2 separate regions of the Homo sapiens genome follow, and region 1 is linked to region 2. A link is an interaction called in ENCODE POLR2A ChIA-PET data of the cell type or tissue named here. Cell type or tissue: GM12878. All regions are shown on one strand. Each heading gives the region's core, and the rest is flanking DNA. Links, peaks and the distances in the headings are about the cores only.

What was found. ChIA-PET counts read pairs that join two places held together with the same protein. Peaks named below come from ENCODE experiments on the same cell type or tissue, not always from the same donor. Only the 100,000 strongest peaks of a DNase experiment are listed, where the experiment ranks them.
Region 1: POLR2A ChIA-PET joins it to region 2 with 6 read pairs; 1 of 35 experiments calls an interaction of 5 or more read pairs at or near these places.

Annotation. Positions count from the first base shown.
Region 1 is chr4:152,396,573-152,401,572 of GRCh38, reverse strand. All of the region lies in intron 4 of FBXW7 (F-box and WD repeat domain containing 7), which reads left to right. Among named protein-coding and RNA genes, the nearest start is that of FBXW7-AS1, 61 kb to the right of the region's middle. In GM12878, for the core only: a CTCF peak has its summit at 3,304 (motif pointing right); a DNase peak (open chromatin) is centred at 2,152.
Region 2 is chr4:152,550,658-152,558,794 of GRCh38, reverse strand. It overlaps the pseudogene RPS3AP18. Among named protein-coding and RNA genes, the nearest start is that of MIR4453, 18 kb to the right of the region's middle. RefSeq lists enhancers at 4,001-4,150, 6,385-6,594. In GM12878, for the core only: no CTCF peak of the experiment used is centred there; DNase peaks (open chromatin) are centred at 4,384 and 6,404; H3K4me3 peaks cover 2,366 bases; H3K27ac peaks cover 4,729 bases.

The DNA of each region.
Region 1 (5,000 bases), core at 1-5,000, 160 kb after region 2:
CTTAAAAGTCCTGTGTTCTGCCTATTCATCCCTTTCTTCCCCAGCCTCTCATCGCCACTGATCCTTTCACCGTCTCCATAGTTTTGCTTTTTCCAGAATGTCATATAGTTGGAATTATACAGTATGTAGCCTTTCAGATTGGCTTCTTTCACTTACGTAATATGCATTGACTTTTCCTTCATGTATATTTATAGCTTGATAGCTCATTTCCTTCTAGCACTGAATAATATTCCATTGTTTGGATATACCACAGTTTATCCACTTCCCTAGTGAAAGACATCTTGGTTGCTTCCACATAATTGGCAATTATGAATATAGCTGCTTGTGAAAATCTGTGTGCAGGATTTTGCATGGACTAAGTTTTTAACTCCTTTGCGTAAATGCCAAGGAGTGTGATTCCAGGATTGCAAGTTAACAGTATGATTAATTTTGTAAGAAACTGCCAAATGGCTTCCAAAGTGTCTATATACTTTTGCATTCCCACCAACAGTGAATGAGAGTTCCTGTGGCTCCACATCTTCAGTGGCATATAGTGTTGTCAGTGTTCTGGATTTTGACCATTCTGATAGGTGTGTATGGTATCTCTTTGTTACCATTTGAAGTTCCCTAGTGATATATGATGTTGACCATCTTTTCCTGTGCTTACTTCCCATCTGTAAATCTCCTTTGGTGAGGTGTCTGTCCAGATCTTTTGTCCATGTTTTAGTCAGGTTGTTCTGTTACTGTTGTATATTTTGGATAACAATCGTTTATCCCATGTGCATTTTGCAAATACTTTCTTCCAGTCTGTGGCTTATGTTCTTATTTTCCTGACAGTGTCTTTCAGAGAGCTGACATTCCTATTTTAGTAGAGTCCAGCTTATGAATTATTTCTTTCATGTATCATGCTGTTAGTATTGTATTGTTGTATCTAAAATGTCATTTCCGGCTGGGTGCCATGGCTCACACCTATAATCCCAGCACTTTGGCAGGCTGAGGTGGGAGGATCGCTTGAGCCCAGGAGTTTGAGACCAGCCTGGGCAACATACTGAGACCTCCTCCTTAAAAAAAAAAAATGCACAAAATTAGCCAGGCATGGTGGTGCGTTCCTGTGATCTTAGCAACCCGAGAGGCTGAGGTTGGAGGATTGCTTGAGCCTGGGACATCAAGGATGTGGTGAGCCAAGATCATACCACTCTACCCCAGCAAAAAGTCATGTCTATACCCAAGGCCATTTAGGTTTTCTCTTATGTTATCTTCTAAGAGTTTTATAGTTCTGCACTTTACATTTATGTCTATGATCCATTTTGAGTTAATTTTGTGAAGGTTGTAAGGCCTTTGTTTAGATTCATTTATTTGCATGTGGATGTTCGGTGGTTCAGCACCATTTGCGGAAAAGACTAGCTTTTCTACATTGTACTGCCTTTGTTCCATTGTCAAAGATCACTGTACCATATTCTGGTCTCTCTATTCTGTTCCATTCATCTACTTTTAATTCTTTCACCAATACCACACTGTCTTGGTTACTGTAGCTTTATAGTAAGCCTTGAAGTTGGAGAGTGTCTATCTCCCAGCTTCATTCCTCTCCTTCAGTATCGTTTTGGCTATTCTGGGTCTTTTGCCTCTCCATATAAGTTTTAGAATCAGTTCGTTGATATCTGTTACTTGCTGGGATTTTGATTGGTATTGCTTTGAAACTATAGATGAGATTGGCAAGGACTGACATCTTGACAGTATTGAGTCTTCCTGTGCAAGAACATGGAATATATCTCCATTTATTTAGTTCTTCTTTGATTTTTTATCAGAGTTTTATAGTTTTCATTATGTAGATCTTATACATATTTTATTAGATTCATCCCTAAATATTTTATTTCAGGGGGCTGCTAATGTAAATGATACTGTATTTGTCATTTCAGATTTCACTTTTTCATTGCTGGTGTGTAGGAAAATAATTGACTTATTATATATTAATCTTATATCTTGCAACCTTGCTATAATTGCTTTTTTTTGGTCAATTTTTTAGGATTTTCTATGTAGAGGGTCATGTCATGTGCCAAAAAAGACAGTGTTATTTCCTCTTTCTTAATCTCTTTATCTTTTACTTCCTTTTCTTGTCTTTGTGCTTTAACTAGGACTTCCCCTATGATGTTGAAAAGCAGTGGTTAAAGAGGACATTCTTGCCTTGTGTCTGATCTTAGTAGGACAGCTTTGAGTTTCCATCCTTAAGTGTGATGTTAGCTGTAGGCTTTTTATAGGTAGTCTTTATCAAGTTGAGAAAGTTCCTCCCCTCTATTCCTAGTTTGCTAAGAGTCCTTCTATCCTATTTCTTAATGGTTTAGTAGATGACTCTGTGGTACTTTGAAGGTTGTTTGCAGAATTTCCATGCCATAGGCAATTTACCTTTCCTTGACATTTGAAGGATTGATGTTGGTGCCAAGTATAGAATCTTCACAGAGTCCTCCTGTAGCTTCTAAAGGTTTAGCTTGAAAATGTTAATTGCTTAACGCTAGTAAGTGAGTGAAAAAGCTGGGGATAAATTTTGTATCTTGCTTATATTTCAGTTCCCACCTCTGTCCTGACAAAACCCCAATATATAAACAGTAAATGTAAGATATATATATTTTAAACATAATAACAAATGTAAGTTCCTTTTGAAATTATTATTTCACCAACTTTAAACAGTATTATCAATTTTTCAAACATTTGGCCAGTGGTTACAATTTTATCAATCTTATTAGTGAGATTCTTTTCTGCTTGTGGGTCTACTTTTACTTTGACTCTTGTCCTGAAATCTCAATTCTATCTTTGGCCTCTCTTCTGAGAGACATAATTTTGTGTATTTAATTAATCTCTATTTTCTATAAATTAATATGATAAAAAGAATCAAGTTGGATGGATCAGAAGTAGAATACAGAGAAAAGAAAATATGGTTAGGGAATTGTGATTAGGTATGTTTAAATACTTAGTTCGTAGACACGACCCCATTCTTTTGTTTTTTCTTTGAAATTTGCCTTAGATTCAGTATTGTCTAGTTCTTAAAATGCTATTTTTTTTCATTTAGCATTACAATTATTTGTGGGAAAAATTTTAAGAACATTTCAGAATTCTTTCACTGGATATTCTAATATGGATAGTAATTCAAAAGAAAGCACAAAGATGTAAAATCACAAAAGATATAAAATATTTAGGTTTTTGTAAAAATCATATATTAGTATGTTTAGCATACATAGAAAATTTTATAAAGTATTATTTTTTTTTTTACTGTGAAACATCATATCAAAAGCACACAATTCCTTAAGAATTTATCTGTTTCTTCACTGAACACTAGAGGGCCATATAGCACCTTATAGATAGAGCGGCTTTCCATATATTTAAATATATTTAATATGTGCTTGTCTTTCTCTCCTACTTTGTGTTTTAGTATAGTATGTCTTGCTCAGAATTTGGAGTATACACTCAACAGTAATTATGTGCACTGTCAGATAATATGTGGGATACCTAGGGTTTTTGTTTTTGCTTTTTTTTTAACAAGCAGCTAGCATTTTGCTACTTAGTAACAACAAAAAGAGATAAAGAGTGTATCTTGGGATAAATGTATGTGCAGACTTACTATGCTTTGGAAGTATAAGTATGCTTTTAGAAAATTTCTCAAGTATCTGAACATATACGTGTAAAAAGAATAGGCCTCTCATTGTTATTTGCTCTGGTACTTCTTGGCATGTATGTGAGAAAAGAATTATCTCTCCAAAGAAGCTACTTCCCTTGTCTAAATGTCATCTTGTATTAGCACAGACAGTAATATTGTGGGGTATAACCACCTAATCATCGTGGAGTAAAGAATATTTAAACAACTGATTTAATCTTCCTCAATTTTTTTTTTTTTTTTTTTTTTTTTTTTGGCTTCTTAGGGTAAAGAAATGAGAAATACAACTTACAGGAACTTAAATAGGTAATGTCAATGTGTGAAGAGAGTCATGAACAGCCAGTAAGACTGTTCAGGCTCTTATGAACTACGTAAGATATGCCTTCCCCAAAAGGTGTTAATGTTCAGTTAAAAGAATAAAAATATGAGGCAAGAGGATGGTTTGAGCCCAGGAGTTTGAGGCTGCAGTGATAGTACTACAGTACTCTAGCCTCGGTGACAGAGTGAGACTCTGTCTTTAGAAATATCAAGAAAAGAAAAAGAAAAACATTGTGCTGGCTCCAAAAAACTGACTTTGAGCTACATATGACCTATGGGCTGTATACTGTTGGATCTTTAATAGCTTCTAGAGAAGAAGTTCAAGATCTAAGTAGGGCCTTGGCTAAATTTTAATTTCTTCCTTAGATATACTTTAGACAGCACTTTTCATTATTAATTTCTGTGTTATGTTTCAGGGGGCAGAAATAAGGACATTTCTCGTTAACTACTGTTTACACTGTCTTTTGGTGAAGGAAGATTAGTATGATGAACTTAGAGGAAACACACTGTTTACACCTAGAGGAGAAAATAAAAGAGGGTCATGTGAAAGAGAAAGAAGGAACAATAATTCACTCTTAAAGACTTAAAAGAATCTCATCTTTTAAGTCTCTCCTCCTTTGATTTGCCAATTTTAATACCTTAAATTATTTCTTCAAATTAGTTACTATAATGGAGTGACAAAACTTTGATCTTTAGTTCTAAATTTTACCGAGATGTTAGTCCTCTTGAATATTGATGAACTTACAATTATTTTAAAGTCACTGCTATGATAAACAGTATTCTCTAACTGATAATATTTTTTATGCCTTAGTGGTGTGTTTGCTAGTTTTCTGTATCACTGCCATTTTCTGAAAACCACATTTATTGGCAGATTGACATGAGCTTAGGTAATTGAAGGCTGAGCTTGAATTCTGATCCTTTTGCACAGGTAATGAAATGAGTTATTGTTAGCATAATATAGCTGGTGCATGTTGAACTCTTAAATGGTCAAGAAGGTAAATCAAATAAAAAGATCAGTATTTGGATATGTTGAAAAACACATGGACTCCTTCTTTGAGTG
Region 2 (8,137 bases), core at 1,793-6,792:
AACTTGATTAGATACTGATTTGAAAATACTGGGTTACTGAGTTATTTGGCATCCCCTTAAAATTTGCAACTCAAGTAACTGCCTCACTTTGCCTCCCCCTGGTCCCAGCCCTGGAAAGAACACCAGGGGCAGGATGAACCGTGGGTGGAGGTGCCTGTGGGAATGAACACACATCTGGTTAGGGTGAGAGTAATCAGCAAAGCTTCCAGAAGAAGCTTTACAGGATGAGTAGGATTTCTGCCTGTCAGAGATAGCTGAAGGGAGAAGGAGGCCCATGTGGAAAGAGGGCCTCTCAAGCAGAAAGAACATGGACAAAGGCATCAGCAGCACAGGCTTCAGTCAATCTGGGATGGGATGTACATAAGGTAGTGATGGGATGTACATAAGGTAGTGATGGGAGAAAAGGCAGAAAAGAAAGTTTAGACCCTTCTGTGAGCTCCCTCTTTAATTCACTGGGCAATTAATGAGCAGCCACTGAATTTTTTTTCTTTTGATTTTAAATGAAAGTGCATTTTAAAATGTTTTCTGAAATTGTTTTCAGGCACTTTCATAAAATGTAGTTTAAAACTTAAAGTGTATTGTTGCTATTGTTTAAGATAGATGCCTCTTCAAATCCCTTGTAAAGTGCTGTAAGTGGAAGTAGGATATCAGAAATTTAGAAGCAAGTACATTCTGTCCCCTCCAGCTTTTTAGAGTATTGAATTATAATTGATATACAGTAAATTGCACGTATTAAAAATGTACAACTTAGTAGTTTTGATGTATGTACAGAACTGTGGACCATCATCACAATCAAATAACGTACGTATCACCCCAAAAATTTCCTCAGAGCAATCCACTTTTCCTTCCTTTCCCCACTCTACCTCTTCCCCAGATAACCATTGATCTGCTTTCTGTCACTATAGATTAATTTGCATTTTCCAAAGTGTTATATATATGGAATTATGCAATATGTACTGTCTATGCTACAGTCTAGAAGATGCTTATTTTTTCAAAAGGTGGAGGAATGTTCCAGATTAAAAGACTAAAGAAATAAAAGAAAAAAAATGCAGTGAGTGCAACTTGATTGAATGCTGGTTTGAAAACACTGTAGATACCACTAGGGAAAATTTGAATAGGATTGAATACAAAATGACAATAAAGAATCACTGTTAATTTCCTTGGGTGTAAAAATTGTATTACTTTTTATGTAGAAGCCTAGCCTAATGTTGCATTTTGAAGCATTTAGGGGTAAAGTGTCACAGTTGCTATAATTTATGTTTAAATGGTTCTGGAAAATATCTAAATAAAGCAATATGGAAACACTTTAACAACTGTTGAATCTATATAGTAGGAATATGGGTTTCCTACATAGTAGGACTATTTCAACTTCTCTGTATGTTTGAACTATTTAATAATAAAAGTTGGGAGGAAAATAGGACAGAAAATTAAAAATTGGGACTGTCCTGGAAAATGTAGGCTGTAATCAATCACCAAGTCCTTTTCCTATCAGTGTCTAACTTCTCACTGGTATCTTCTCTATATTCAATCTCAGCACTTCACACCTGATTTAGAGTAAGCATATACCCTAAACAAAAGTAATAAACTTTGACTTTCACCTCACATCATATGCAAAAAGTAACTTAAATTTGATCATAGGGCCTACATGCAAAAGCTAAAAATACAAAAAATTAGCTGGGCCTGGTGGCTCATGCCTGTAATCCCAGCTACTCATGAGGCTGAGCCAGGAGAATCCCTTGAACTTCAGAGGCAGAGGTTGCAGTGAGCTGACATCGTACCACTGCACTCCAGCGTGGGCGACAGAGCAAGACTGTGTCTCAAAACAAACACACAAACAAAAAAACCTATAAAATTTCTAGAAGAAAACAGAGGGAAAAATCTCAGTGACTGGGGGTTTGACAAAGATTTCTTAAATATAACACAAAAAGCTTGGACTATAAAAGAAAGAAAATCAATCAATTGGGCTTCATAAAATTAAAATACAAATTAAAACCACAGGGAGATACCATCACACGCCTGATAGAATGGATAATAGTAAAAAGACTGACCAAACTAAGCATTGATGAGAATGTGGAATTCTCATGTACTGCTGGTGGGCATGTAAAATGACACTCTGAAGAATGGTTGAACCATTTCTTTACAAATTACATACATACCTGCCAAATGTAAATGTATATGAATACTTATGCAGCCATTCAACCCTTAGGTTTTTCTCTCAAGAAAAACGAAAGCGAAAGTCGAAACAAACATGAGTCCACAAATGTTCCTAGTAGCTTTATTTGTAATAGCCCCAAACTGGAAACAACTCAAATATCCATCAACAGGTGAACAGAAAAACAAATTGTGATAGACCCACACAATGGAACTCAGCAATTAAAAAAAAAACAATCGTTGATACAGGAGGGAAAGAAACCAACTCAAAATAATTACGCTAAGTGAAAAAATCCAGACCAAAAAGATTTGTCTAATTATTTCCTTGTGATGGTGTTTAACTTACACCTCTATGTTTTGGAAGTTAGGCCTAAAGGCTTGATTTATTTTTGGCAAGAATACTTCCTAGATCATGCTGGGTCCTTCGTATTGTATCACATGAGGAGGTAAATAGGCTGTTTCACTGGGTGATGCTAAATTTGACTGTGTGTTTAAGGTGGTGATTGCTAGATCTCTTTCCTATGAAGGTATATTTTTTCCTTAGCAATTAGCAAGCAATCTGTGTGCTGTGCTTTAACCACAAGTGAATATCTTGTTTGGCATTTACTTTTTCCTAACAGTTTTAGTGTCCATTGGTAATCCTTGCCTAAATTGATTATTCCATTGTTTGTTTGTTTGTTTGTTTGTTTTAAAAAAGGATTGATTTTAAACATTCTGTTATTTCTTCTCGATGCATTAGCTGTTTTCTTCTTAGGCAATTGAAACCGAAAAGTTTTTGAATGGAACAACTTTTTCATGTTTGATTCCCTTGACAAATTCATATTTGCTTCTTATGGCTCCACTCAATTAACCTCTCTTCTCAAATTCTAATAATTTCCTTCTCCTTCCTAACTTCCTAGTCACAGAGGCTGTTTTCAAACTATATTGCAAATATCACTTTTTTTCATTCACTCATTCGTTCTAAATTTTTTTTGTGTCCATACTATGTCTTAGGCACTGTTCTGGGTATAAGGATGTATTATAGTGGCAAATAAATCAGATGAAGTCCCTGGCCTATATTCTAGTGGAAGTGGAGAGACAGATAAGAAAATAAATATAAATATTGGCTAGGCGCGGTGGCTCACGCCTATAATCCCAGCTCTTTGGGAGGCCAAGGCAAGTGGATTACTTGAGGTCAGGAGTTTGAGACCAGCCTGGGCAACATGGTGAAACCTTGTCTCTACCACAAATACAAAAAATTAGCCAGGCATGGTGGTGCGCACCTGTGGTTCCAGCTACTCAGGAGGCTGAGGTGGGAGGATTGCTTGAGCTCAGGAAGCAGATGTTGCAGTGAGCCAAGATCACACCACTGCACTGCGCTCCAGCCTGGGCAACAGCGCCAGACCCTGTCTCAGAAAAAAAAAAAAAAAAAAAGAGAGAAAGAAAGACAAAGAAAAGAAATAGAAATATAATAGAATGACAGGTAGAAGTAAAAGAAAGCAGCTGAAGAGGACGGGCAATGATGAGGAAAGGTGATGAAGCTATTTTAGACAGGAAGTCATTGGAACATGTATAGCTGACAGCCATCAGTGCCCTGCCCACATCCCCCAGGTCCTTTGGGATGATCTAGTATAAGCCAGTGTTACTGGAAGCATCTGTGACTCTCTGCCTGTGGCCCAAGGGCTTCTTTCTGTCTCTGTGGCAGGTCCATGCTGGGGGAACAGCTCTTACCCAAGGGCAAATGGGAGTTGAAAGACAAACACCCCAGCTTTCCTGCCCCCCGCTGGGTGGGAAAATTTTGATGTGTATTCCACATCTCCCAGAGGTTTTTGGTGGGACTGAGCCCCAATTGTTCTCAGTGGGTAACTTGGCGATTAAATATTCTGCTGGCCTCTTTCCTTTGCTGGCTCAAGTCTTCACTACTCTACTAGTTCTTCCTGGTACATTTTACACTTCAAACATACCACTTGTACTCAAATCCTTAGTTTTGGAGGAACCTAGCCTAAGTCAGGAAGTCTTAGGAATGGCCCAAGGCAGAAGACCCTCAGAATGAGATTCTAGCATTGGGTCACTTGCTGGCCAACAAAGAGCAGGTCAACAAAAACCCCATCACTGTTAGTAAGTGGGGCAGTGATGATCTCTGGAGTGCTATAGCATCACTATTACTAAGAGTCTTGCCTGTGATTAACTGCGGTAGTGTGTAGGTGGCGGGGAAATGCACTGGCTGATAGAGTAGCTCTTGAACTGAAAGATACAGGGACAATGATAATTATGAGAACTGTGGAGCTGGTTGCTTGTTGTTAACTGCTAGAGAAGCCACAAAGGAAGGAAATAGCAGGCTCAGGTGAGGTAATCATTGACTTAGAGCATGGGTTAAAAGCCAGAAATCTTTCATGGCATCATTTAAAGGGAGTCTCATCTGTAGACAGAGGGTAGAATGAGCTGAAGAATAAGACCCCAAGTTTGATCTTAAATACAACAGAGCTAAAAAGGAGACTGAGTTCACAGCCCACCAGCTTTCTTTCTTTCTCTTTCTTTTCTTCTTTCTTTCCTTCTTTCTTTCTTTTTCTTTCTTTCTCTTTCTTTCTTTCTTTCTCTCTCTCTCTCTCGCTCTCTTTCTTTCTCTTTCTTTCTTTCTTTCTTTCTTTCTTTCTTTCTTTCTTTCTTTCTTTCTTTTTTTTCAGGGTCTCACTTTGCCACCTAGGCTGGAGAGCAGTGGTGCGAACATGCCTCACTGCAGCCTCAACCTCCTGGGCTCAAGTGATCTATCTACTCTCACCTCAGGCCTCCAAGTAGCTGGGACTATAGGCATGCACCACCATGCTCAGCTGATTTTTTTTTTTTTTCATAGAGACGAGGTTTCACCATGTTTCCCAAGCTAGTCTCCAACTCCTGGCTCAAGCAGTCCACCCACCTCAGCCTCCTAAAGTGTTTGGATTACAGGTATGAGCCACTGTGCCCAGCCCCCAAATTTCTAATGCTAAAGCAAGGGACCTGAAAAAGGAGAGGGGCCCTGAGAGTTCCGATGGAGATATTTGGGTAGATGGGCTCAAGGACCTTAAAACCCCAGATTCCTCTTAAAACTGAGAGTGAGAATACTCTGGAGCCTTTCTCCTTGCTAGGAGAAATCAGACTTCTGGTGCTCGGAGACTATGCCAAGGCCTCACGTAGCAAGGGCAAATGCCTTGCAGGATGATGCTTGTCTCTAAGATCCATCCCTACCTCTCTTCATTTCTTCTAGACCAATAATGAGAAATCTTATTATGAGCCAAGCGAGGAAATACTGTTATGTGAAGAAAGGGGTTATTCACCAAAAGCACTGCAAAACCTGGCAAATAGGTACTAGCAGGAAGTGGGAGAACTCTCCTGGAAATGAATCTTAAAGGTGCCAAATCAGGGAGGGCAGAATATAAGACTGAATAGTGGACAGTTTGTTAATACAGGTGTATTATTCAGTGACACGGGACTCACTATCCTGGTAGAATGCCCAGAACTGTACCTAATACATTGCAGAAACAGCTCCTTGAAACTTGAAAATAATGATCAGATGGAGATGCTGGAACTTCTTAGAAGAGAGATGAAGAAGAGGTCAGCAAGTTCAAAGAGATTAGAAGTAAGAATGCATTTTTTTTTTTTGAGACACGGTTTCACTCTGTCACCCAGGCTGGAGTGCAGTGGCACAATCTCAGCTCACTGCAGTCTTGACTTGCTGGGCTCAAGCGATCCTCCCACCTCAGCCCTCTGAGCAGTTGGGACTACAGGCATGCACTACCGTGCCCAGCTAAGTTTTGTATTTTTTGTAGAAATGGGGTTTTGCCATGTTGCTCAGACTGGTCTTGAACTTCTGGGCTCAAGCAATCTACCCACCTCAGCCTCCCAAATCCCAATCCCTCAGCTGGGATTACTGGTGTGAACCACGGCACCTGGCCAAGAATGCATTTACTATGTAACACCAGAGAACCCACCAGCCAACAATGTTCCCTGGGAGGTCCTAGAGGACACTCCCTTATTAAAGTGATAAGCAATATGCTAGTATATTCTGAGAAGCTCAGAACTGCTTGTCCTCTAGATCAAGATTGATGGTAAGAAATGCCCCAGAGTAAATGGGAATAACAGAATTCTAGCGGCCAGGTTGGTGGTACTAGACCATCAGAGGCCCTGGCAATATAATTATGGTTACGTGTATCAGCCTGAATAAGTTAGGAACCTAATATTGAGTAGGAAACAAGTGAATCCCAGCAGAACACATGAGTCATTCAGATTTTGAAAATATGCAAAATGCCTTTTGGCTCTCTGAGCAGCAAGAACAAGTGCCTCACGAAAGGCAGCAAAAGGGGAACCAAGAAGAAAGTGGTTGATCTATTTTCTTTTTTTTTATTTTTGAGACGCAGTCTTGCTCTGTCACCAGGCTGGAGTACAGTGGCGTGATCTTGGCACACTGCAACCTCTGCCCTCCGGGTTCAAGCGATTCTCCTGCCTCAGCCTCCCGAGTAGCTGAGACTACAGGTGAGCGCCACCATGCCCAGCTAATTTTTGTATTTTTAGTAGAGACGGGGTTTCACCACGTTGGCCTAGATGGTCTCGATCTCTTGACCTCGTGATCCACCCACCTTGGCCTCCCAAAGTGCTGGGATTACAGGCATGAGCCACCATGCCCGGCCTAGTTGATCTAGTTTCTAAGAAAGACTGGTATGATGTGAAAGCACCTGCTATGTTCAACATAAGAAATATTGGAAAGACACTAGTCACCAGCACTGAAGGAACCAAAATTGCATCAGATGGCCTCAAGGGTCGTGTGTTTGAAATGAGTCTTGCTGATCTGCAAAATTATGAAGTTGCATTTAGAAAATTCAAGCTGATTACTTAAGGTGTCCAGGAAAAACTGCCTAACTTCCATAGCATGGATCTTACCTGTGGCAGAATGTGTTCCATGGTCAAAAAATGGCAGACATGATTGAAGCTCATGTTGATGTCAAGACTACTGACGGTTACTTGCTTTGTCTATTCTGTACTGCTTTTACTAAAAAACATAACAATCAGATATGGAAGACCTCTTATGCTCAGCACAAACAGGTCTGCCAAATCTGGAAGAAGATGATGGAAATCATGACCCGAGAGGTACAGAGAAATGACTTGAAAGAAGTGGTCAATAAATTGATTCCAGACAGCATTGGAAAAGACATAGATAAGGCTTACCAATCTATTTATTCTCTCAATGATGTCTTCATTAGAAAAGTAAAAATGCTGAAGAAGACCAAGTTTGAATTGGGAAATCTCATGGAGCTTCATGGCGAAGGTAGCAGTTCTGGAAAAGCTACTGGAGAAGAGACAGGTTCTAAAGTTGAATGAGCTGATGGATATGAACCACCAGTCCAAGAGTGTGTTTAACACTCAGACATTTAAAATGGCAAATAAAAAGTCCTATTTGTGAAAAAAAACATGGAAAATGAAAATTTGTGTGTGTGTGTGTGTGTGTGTGTGTATCACAGGTGGGTGAGCACAAAACTAGAATAATGGTTACTTCTGGGAAAAAAGGGAAGAAAATGGGGCTAGAGAGATGTATGCAGGGACTGCTAAGGTACTGGCAATATTCTCTTTCTCAAGCCAGCTGGTGAGTACACAGGTGTTCAGTTTATTATTATTCTCCATACACATGAATAATGGTTTTTTGAACATACTTAATATTTAACAAAAAATAATGTAAGAAGTAGAGCCTAACCATAGTTCTCTATGTTTTTGACTCACAGTAGAGAGTAGTAAAAGGAACATGAGTTCCTTTGGCATTAAGTAGATCCAAATTCAAGCCACAAAGCTGTATAACTTCCGGGATGTTACAGTCTCTTAGTAATAGGTTTCTCACCAGTAAAATGGTTTTGGTAATAGTTACCCAGCAGGGTCATAGTAAGGATTAAATGAGACAATTTACATAAGTTTTATAGTCAGTGCCTGGCACCTATCAGGCGCTTAAAAATAATAGTTGCTATTCTATAACTTTGTCCATGCTTCC